Regions from separate parts of the Homo sapiens genome. Here region 2 is linked to region 1. A link is a contact called in ENCODE Hi-C or POLR2A ChIA-PET data. All regions are on one chromosome and are shown on one strand. The core of a region is the stretch at or near the end of the contact, and the rest is flanking DNA. Distances in the headings are between cores, read along the strand shown. Region 1 has its middle 22 kb from the start of RNF150. Region 2 holds the start of LINC02432 (long intergenic non-protein coding RNA 2432).

Region 1 (4,812 bases), core at 333-2,832:
TGAAAGCAATTATAGGCAGTGTTTTTATAAATTTTACTTTAATTTCTGGGATACATGTGCAGAATATGCAGGTTTTTTACATATGTAAATGTGTGTCATGGTGGTTTGCTGCACCTATCAACCCATTACCTAGGTATTAAGCCCCACATGCATTAGCTATTTGTCCTGATGCTGGCAGTGTTTTTGAGTTACCAGAAGGGTATTCCCAGGAATCATTCGCAACATCTTAATTATGCACTTTGCTTGCAATACACATAATTTTTTTCTTCTCCTGTCTCAGACTGAGAAAAATTTTTAATTCTTTCAAGTGCTGGGAGTATATTGTCATTAAAGATGTCAGAGCACTTTCTAGAGAAGTTGTTGGGGAGGGAGGGTTAATACAGTGTTGTGGACTGAGTTGTGTTCCCCAAAAATTCATTTATTGATTCGTTTATTGAAGTCCTAACTCCCAGTACCACAGATGGTGACTGTGTTTGGAGAAAGGGTTTTTAAAGAGGTAATGAAGTTAAAATGAGGTCATTAAGGTGGGTCTTAATCCAGTTTCGCTGATGTCCCTAAAGAAAGAGTAAGTCTGGACACAGATGGGTAAGAGGAAGACCATGTCAAGACACAGGGAAAGATGGCCATCTACAAGCCAAGGGGAGGGGCCTCAGAAGAAACCAACCCTGCTGACACCTTGATCTTGAACTTCAAGCTCTTAGAATTGTGAGAAAATAAATTTCTGTTGTCTAAAGACACCCAGTCTGTGGTAATTTGTTATGGCAGCCCTGTGTACTAACCCACACAGTAAAGAAATAATGGTAAAACATCTTCAGATGAGCATTCACCTATCCAAAGAGAAAGAGGATAGTGAGTGGGTAGATGATATAGTAGGTTTCAAATGGTCCAGAAGGATATAAAGTTTCCATTACATATTTTTCTATTTGTTTCCCAACTAGATTGTGGGACCACAGAGAGTAGAAATGATGTCTAACCTGTCTTTGAAACTTTTTCTCATAGGTGTTCATGTATGCCTACAGGATTGATCCATAGTGAATAGAGGAGGTATGCAGCAGTGAGCATACACCACAGTGTAATGTATGGCTAAGAGAGCAGGCTCTCGAGTTAGTTTGCTGAGATTGAATCCCAGATATGCCACTTATTAGTTGTCTGCTTTGGGACAAATTTCTCCATCTCTCTGTGCCTCAGTTTTTTCATGTGTAAAACAGATAATCATTATACTTATCTCATCAGTTTGCTGTGAGTACTAAATGAGTCCATATATGTATAAGCACTTAGAATAGTTCCAGGTACATAAATGGCACTCAGTAAGACTTTGCTATTAGACACATCATTTTAAGACTGCCCACAGAGTAAACAACAGGAGGAGCTCTGCTGTAATAGTTGACATAAAGCAGAAAGACTCTGTGTCCAGTTGATAGTACTATCAGTTCCTTGGCCAATTTCCAACTTACGTTCTTCCCACGTAAGTAGCCAGATCCTCCCCACTCTGGTGAAAGGAATTGGCTCTTATAAAACTAATGAGGAACATCACAGGCCTGCATAATGAAAGAGGTCATTCTGTCCTTCCTTAGCGTGCCTGTGTGGCACAATGCTATTAAGTTAGAGGGGCTGTTAGGCAAGCACTTCTCACAATTTGTTGGGTAATGACTCTATTTGGATCAGTGGGCTAAATGCTGGGGGGCTGGGGAAGAGTTGAGAAGAGTCAGAGAACACACACACTCGAGAACAAGTGGAGGCCAATTTCTCTGCCTTGGCTGAACACCTTGCAATTCTGGTGTGTTTCTAGAGAGATAGAATATGCCCCTGTGCAACACATCTGAAAACTTAAGCAGCTATACTTAAAATGCAGACCACATATTTGAGTGCAAAAAGAACATAAATTAACAGCTGAATTTAACTTAAAGAAATCGTATCATGAGAAGGTAAGCTCTCAGGAAGGTTTGAAGGATGAAAGAACACAAATTGGTAGAGATGAGGAAAAGAGAGAAACCATTATTCAACAACAACCTATGTTTCAGATGCAGTGTCTCATTTAGTTTTATCAGTAACCCTAAAGATGGGTAGAGGTAATTACCTTCATGCCTGACTCATAATGATAGGAGACAGGCATTTTAGAAATATGCCTATTCACTAAAATAAATGCTTGGTGATGTCATCCTTCGTCAGAGTCAGATATTTTACCATTAGCTCCTTCTTCATAAACAATCCTCTTTTGTCCGTCAACTTAAAATTGTGAGATCTATACATTTGGAGAGGAGAGCTTTATGTTTTATTTTATTTTATTTTGAGACAGAGTCATGCCCTGTCACCCAGACTGGAGTGCAGTGGCGCGATCTTGGCTCACTGCAACCTCTGCCTTCTGGGTTCAAACAATTCTCCTGCCTCAGCCTCCTGAGTAACTGGAACTACAGGCATGCACCACCACACCCGGCTGATTTTTTTTTTTTTTTTTTGTATTTTTAGTAGAGGCAGGTTTCACTATGTTGGCCAGGCTGGCCTTGAACTCCTGACCTCAGATGATCCACCCGCCTCGGCCTCCCAAAATGCTGGGATTACAGGCGTGAGCCACTACGACCGGCCGAGAGCTTTATTCCTTAAAAAGAGTTGCAGCCTGCAAGCCGGCCATCCTACAGGCCGAGAAGCATAGATTCTGGCAGAAACTGAAAGTGGGCACTTTGAAGGAGGAAGGGTGAGACAGGAATTTATGCTGAATGGGTTGGATAAGTATACATATTAAACAGGGTATAGCAGGACTAGGAATAATCACAAAATTGGGTATGCAAGTATGAGTAGTAAGCAAACATGAATGTTATATACATCCCATTTTCACTTTGGGGTGGAGACAACATTTAAATGCATCAAAATTTGGCTGTATATGTCAAAAGGTGAAATGGAGGACACAAAGACATGCAGTGCCCAGTCCTGTAAACAGCCAGAACGAGTCCATGGTGCGTGGTCTCTCACCAGCCAGGAATGCTGGTCAATTGTTGTGCCGAAACCACAAAAACGAAGGGGAGTCTGGTTGCAGTATCAGGCAGTTGTTTGAAATCAGTAGCAGAGCAAGTCTTTCAAAAGGACAGGTTTCTGTTTAACTCTTAGGAAAGAAAAGTCTGGTGGTTAGTGAGGGAGGAGGAAAAAGTAGGTGAGCCTGACCTTCCATCCCATCATGGCTGGAAGGAGGAGGAAAAAGGAGGCAACATGGACCTTCCATCCCATCATGGCTGGAAGGAGGAGGAAAAAGGAGGCAACATGGACCTTCCATCCCATCATGGCTGGAAGGAGGAGGAAAAAGGAGGCAACATGGACCTTCCATCCCATCATGGCTGGAAACCCTGTTTCTAAGCTTTCTCTGAGGTCCCCTTGGCCAAGAGAGTGTCCATTTAGTCAGTTGGGGAGCTGAACATTTTATTTTTATTTCTCATGTCTAAATTCTATTGTTGCATGCATATGAAGATTATAGTATATTTATTTATTTATTTCTGAGACAGGGTCTTACTCTGTCATCCAGGTTGAAGTGCAGTGGTGCAATCATAGCTCACTGCAGCCTTGATCTCCTGTGCTCAAGCCATCCTCCTGCCTCATCCTCCTGAGTAGGAGGGACTACAGGCATGTGCCACAACACCTGACTGATTTTTTGACATTATTTTAGAGACGAGGTCTTTCTATGTGTCCAGGCTGGTCTTGAATGACCGAGCTTAGGTGATCTTCCTATCTCAGCCTCCCAAGTAGCTGGGACTACAGGCATGAGTCACTGCTCCTGGCTGATATTATATTTAATTAAAAATATTTGTGCAGGCCAGGCACAGTGGCTCACACCTGTAATCCCAGCACTTTGGGAGGCTGAGGTGGGCAGATCGCCTGAGATCAGGAGTTTGAGACCAGCCTGACCAATATGGCAAAACCCTGTCTCTACTACTAAAAAAAAAAAAAAAAAAAAAAATTAACCAGGTGTGTTGGCACATACCTGTAATCTCAGCTACTCAGGAGGCTGAGGCATAAGAATTGCTTGAACCTGGGACGTAGAGCTTGCAGTGAGCCAAGATTGCACCACAGCACTCCAGTCTGGGCAGTAGAGTGAGATTATCTCAAAAAAAAATTGATCATATGCTATAGATGATTAAAATAATCAATTAAGGTCCAGGCATTTCCAAGCCTAGAGAGCAGCAACACCTTGTGGTGAATATGTAAGGATGCTTTCAGCTGCAAGTATCAGAATTCACAACTAAAAGTTGTCCACTAAGTAGACATTTCTGAGATTGGGTGAGTCCATAGTGTAACACTGTCATCAGAAACTCAGATGCTTTCTGCTCTTTGCTCTTCTACCTTCAGGTTTTCATCAGTGTTTCCTCTCATGGTCATAGATAGCTGCAGGATTCAGGTGTCACGTGCACAATATCTCCCCCCCCAAAAATGTAGGGGTGTGTCACATCCTAGAAACCCTTTTTAAATAGTGAGAAAAATATTTCCTAAAATGGCCATCCATACTGCTGCACCGAAGAAGATGTCAGATCCCTTTGGCCTGGGTTTGATAATATATAACCATGGCTAAATTCAATCCCTCAGAAGAAGAGTAGAATTATGATTGACTCAGCCACCAGTGATTCATAGTACAGAGCAGGTTGAACCTCAGAGCAAAACTAGGGCTCTGTCAGTAAGGGAGAATTGGGAAGCAAGTGGCAAGAAATGGTGTCTGTCTCAGTGAATTAGCCAGACTAGGGAAACTTTACATTTCTTTTTTTCCAGTCCATTTGAAGTTGACTTCATATTTTAGCTTTCAGAAGGCACTCTATTTCTCCTTTTCTTGGGCCT
Region 2 (4,769 bases), core at 51-2,550, 180 kb after region 1:
AACACTTAGTATAGTTTTTCTTACATATAATAAATACTCAACAAATAGTAAATAGAAAGCAAAGGAGCGAGAATGAGAAATTTAAAAAACACTCATACTATAAACTCTAAAAATAAATCCTAATAATGCCTTTTTAGTTCTGATTTTCTGAAGATTATCCTACTAATAGAAGAGTATAATGATATTTAGAAACTATTAAAATGAATAAAGAAATTTGTTTTATTTGAGTGTGTGTAATAGGGTCTGAGCATATATTTCTTTTTTCTCTCTTAAGTGTGCCTAGAGCACATATGCACCGAGAACTCTACTAGATGCTAATGAAACAATGGTGACAAAACAGGCTGTCCCCGATCCAGCTCACAGCGTACTCTGGTACTCTCTGCCTGGTGAGTTGATTTCATGAAAATTTCTTTTGAGTGGTTTCTTTGAGCAGAGCTTAAAGAGGATGAAAGGAGGACAGTTGTCATGAGTAATAGGTGAGGAACATTTACAGGAACAGAAAATTGTCTGAAGACTTTAGGGACATGTCAACACTTAGCTGAGAAAATCATGATGCTTGCATGCCTAACTCCTTCTACCTGGAAATCGGATGTGAGCATGTTAGAGATTTCAGGAAGAGTATGGTGTTTAGGAACAGAGGCACTTGCCACACAGCAAACGTCAGCCAGCAGGAATAAGCACATAGTAGCTTCAGGTGTGATCACCAGCCATAGATTCTCTGTTCCCCACCCCACTAATACTGGGACTTTTTACACACCTATATTTGCCCATATTTTCAGCAGAATATCCTGTAGTATACGTAATAACTGGTAAGTTTAGCACAGGTGGTAAGTGATATTTACCTGTTAATCACCGAAATTTTTTAAGGAGGCTTCTCCTGGCATGAAAGAGTTGGTATTGTGTCCCGAATTGGTTGGTTCTTGGTCTCACTGACTTCAAAAATGAAGCCGCGGACCCTCGCGGTGAGTGTTAACAGCTCTTAAGGTGGCACGTCTGGAGTTTGTTCCTTCTGATGTTCGGATGTGTTCAGAGTTTCTTCCTTCTGGTGGGTTCGTGGCCTCGCTGGCTCAGGAGTGAAGCTGCAGACCTTCTCGGTGAGTGTTACAGCTCTTAAGGCAGCGCGTCTGGAGTTGTTCGTTCCTCCCTGGGGCTCGTGGTCTTGCTGGCTTCAGGAGTCAAGTTGCAAACCTTCAGGGTGAGTGTTACAGCTCATAAAAGCAGTGTGGACCCGAAGAGTAAGCAGTAGAAAGAGCGAAACAACAGAGCCTCCACAGCATGGAAGGACACCGGAGCGGGTTGCCACTGCTGTCTCAGGCAGCCTGCTTTTATTTTCTTATCTGGCCCCCACCCACATCCTGCTGATTGGTAGAGCCTAGTGGTCTGTTTTGACAGGGCGCTGATTGGTGCGTTTATAATCCCTGAGCTAGACACAAAGGTTCTCCACGTCCCCACCAGAGTAGCTAGATACAGAGTGTCCATTGGTGCATTCACAAACCCTGAGCTAGACACAGGGTGCTGATTGATGTGTTTACAAACCTTGAGCTAGATACTGAGTGCCGATTGGTGTATTTACAATCCCCGGGCTAGACATAAAGGTTCTCCACGTCCCCACCAGACTCAGGAGCCCAGTTGGCTTCACCCAGTGGATCCCGCAGCGGGGCTGCAGATGGAGCTGCCTGCCAGTCCCGCGCCGTGCGCCCGCACTCCTCAGCCCTTGGGTGGTTGATGGGACTGGGCGCCGTGGAGCAGGGGATGGCGCTCCTCGAGGAGGCTCGGGCCGCACAGGAGCCCACTGAGGGAGTGGGAGGCTCAGGCATGGCGGGCTGCAGGTCCCGAGCCCTGCCCCACGGGAAGGCAGCTGAGGCCCGGCGAGAAATCGAGCGCAGCGCCGGTGGGCTGGCACTGCTGGGGGACCCAGTACACCCTCCACAGCCGCTGGCCCGGGTGCTAAGCCCCTCATTGCCCGGGTCCGGCAGGGCCGGCCGGCTGCTCCGAGTGCAGGGCCGGCCGGCTGCTCCGAGTGCAGGGCCGGCCGGCTGCTCCGAGTGCAGGGCCGGCCGGCTGCTCCGAGTGCAGGGCCGGCCGGCTGCTCCGAGTGCAGGGCCGGCCGGCTGCTCCGAGTGCAGGGCCGGCCGGCTGCTCCGAGTGCAGGGCCGGCCGGCTGCTCCGAGTGCAGGGCCCGCCAAGCCCACGCCCACCCGGAACTCCAGCTGGCCCGCAAGCGCCGGGCGCAGCCCCGGTTCCCGCTCGCGCCTCTCCCTCCACACCTCCCTGCAAGCTGAGGGAGCCGGCTCTGGCCTTGGCCAGCTCAGAAAGGGGCTCCCACAGTGCAGCGGTGGGCTGAAGGGGGCTCCTCAAGTGCCGCCAAAGTGGGAGCCCAGACAGAGGAGGCGCCCAGAGCGAGCGAGGGCTGTGAGGACTGCCTGCACGCTGTCACCTCTCAGTATCTTTATAAAAGGTGAGCAATTTTCTGCTCAGTGTATGAACTTCTACTCATTAAGACAACAGCACAGTTGAATACTATATTAATAACGATGAATACAGAAGTGATTATTAGCAAGTTCTATATATCTAATTAGAAGGCTTTGGGCTATAACAAACTCTGGGAATACAAGCTCGAGTACATTACCCAATATTTGAGAGATGTCTCAGAACACATGAATGTGAGGATCTTGTGAAATTGACTGGACATTACATTATGTTGTGCAGTTAGAACCAGATAATCTATCAAGGTGAAAACCAGTGTCTGGGACATAGGCCAGTGTCTGGGACTTGGTCCAGGATATTCCTAGGCAATGGCAGGCAGCAAGTCAATGTTTTTCATATGCTATGTGTACATGCTCTGAATGGATTCAAGTCCTGATTTTGCCATTTTTAAAGATACCCACTAACAAAAGCTGGGTGAGACTCAGTATTTAAGTGAGACCTGAAGTCATGGTTATAGGGCTATAAAAGGCTGTACAGATCAGTAACAGTTTTTATTTATGTGCACATGTGTGCCTGCATACAAAACAAGGAATAACATAACATTGCATCATTTAAATGAAAAAATTAACTATCATACCCATGAAATATTTACCTCAGATGTAACTTCATGAGGGTTCACATCCTTCAAAACAGCATTTGAAACAATTTATAATTGAGTTTTACAAAGTATGAGACTAGATTCATTTAGCCTGATTTCTCTAGGTAGATATTGGTAGTAAAGCATTGCACAAAAGTGACTACTTCAGTGGAGGATATCCCACAGAAGGAAGGATTTTAATAGGAACTCACTGGGTGTGGGAAGCCAGTGACAGAAGTTAGTGGAAGCAGCGTGGATTTTGGGGGTGCTGGTTTGCTTATAGGACACTCTCAACGTCACACTTTTTCCCCTCCACATGGTTCTATTCATATCTTTCACAACAAAAGTCTTCATACAGCAATCCAGAAGGCAGAATGAAACATTTTTGCCCTCCAAACTTGAGCTTGTTCAGATTCTGTTTCTGCCCTCTTTTGGGGTGTAACTTGGACCAGTATGAATGGGTGGGGTTGGTAAGTGTATGTAACTGTAGAGATACCAGCTTAGGGTTGCCCATTTTAGCAAATAAAAATACAGGACACTCATTCCAATTTGAATGTTGGAAAAACTGTGAATACTTTCTTTAGCATAATTATGTCCCAAATATTGCATGAGACATATTCATACTAAAATATATTTCTTGTTCATATGCATTTCAAGTTTAACTGGGCCTTCTGTACTTTATCTGGCAACCCTTACTTAGTTAGAACTTTGGTGAAGGAAGCCACCATTCAAAGGTTGACAGAGTTTTGTTGATGATGTTTTGCACAGTGATGTTTGATTGGCCCTCTTTAGATAGTCCATATAGCCATGGGAAATCAGAATTTGATAAACTGATAATCTTTTGTAATACAGTTTGGCCCCAATATTCCTTGGAATCTGGGGAAATTTGGCCTCTCCATGGGTCATGCTGTTGAATGAGAAAGCAGGATAGAGTTCTGTCTATCCAGGCTTTTAGGCTGCTGTTCTAAGTAGGATCAGGCTGGTTAATATGTGATGTTGTTCTGTGTTGCTGTTTGACCCCTGTGTTCTTTGGAGTCTGTGAAGGTTTGCCCTTTAAAAATCAAACTACCACGGAAACTGCTTTACCCAAAATTTTAGTTTACAGCATTTGTTGGATTACTTATTGGGGTAAACAAAGTTTAGCCATGTGTACATGTTTGTAAACTGTTGAGTTTGTATTGCTATCTCATGGCTAGTGTTCTGAAATAAAAGCTATTAGATTATTATGTGTGTATATGCATTAGATATGTTTATGTATATGCATATTTATTATGTTATATATCATATCTACCAAATTGACTTATAAATAAAACAGCACTCATAAATTAAGTAAATAAGCTCAAAAAAGTTTTCAAGTTCATGTGACTTAAGCAAATTTTTAACAAACAAGCTATCTTTAAAATTATTGGTAAGATAAAAATAGAAGTGTCTTCAGATATGTTAGAATACACTTTTGTCTGTGTTTTATATTTGTCTGTGCTGGATATTTTGAGGTGTCATGGTTTGGCACAGAAGGTTATGAAACTATAAACTCAGCCAAAACAAAATGATCGTTGTGTGCCTTGACAAATGAGACTAATTTGATGTTGTTAGTTTAATAAAAACAGCTGAATCTTCTGAATTATTAACAAAAATACCTATGTATTTAACTGTAAGTTTCTTAAGTTAGGTGAGCACCTTATAGTGACAGGCTGTAAAAAATGGT

Evidence for each region. Hi-C counts contacts between places; a loop is a spot of excess contacts on that map. ChIA-PET counts read pairs that join two places held with the same protein, here RNA polymerase II (POLR2A). Pooled maps may share reads with other maps.
Region 2: a loop to region 1 is called in a pooled map of heart left ventricle, with 2.7 times the contacts of the local background. The contact joins the promoter of LINC02432 here to the enhancer-like site in region 1. A Hi-C loop is called at or near these places in 2 of 168 maps with a recorded cell type or tissue (HepG2 and PC-3) and 11 of 50 pooled maps. POLR2A ChIA-PET finds 5 or more read pairs at or near these places in 1 of 52 experiments (Panc1).

What each region holds. Positions count from the first base shown.
Region 1 is chr4:141,152,815-141,157,626 of GRCh38, forward strand. It overlaps a transcript of RNF150 not described here. Among named protein-coding and RNA genes, the nearest start is that of RNF150, 22 kb to the left of the region's middle. Within about 2 kb of position 1,583, at least 2 of the 41 ENCODE cell types and tissues checked have a DNase peak (open chromatin) inside an H3K27ac peak, as active enhancers do.
Region 2 is chr4:141,331,317-141,336,085 of GRCh38, forward strand. It overlaps LINC02432 (long intergenic non-protein coding RNA 2432), which reads right to left and starts at 1,301. Exons shown (of 4, transcript NR_121625.1): 1 at 843-1,301. RefSeq lists an enhancer at 196-1,395.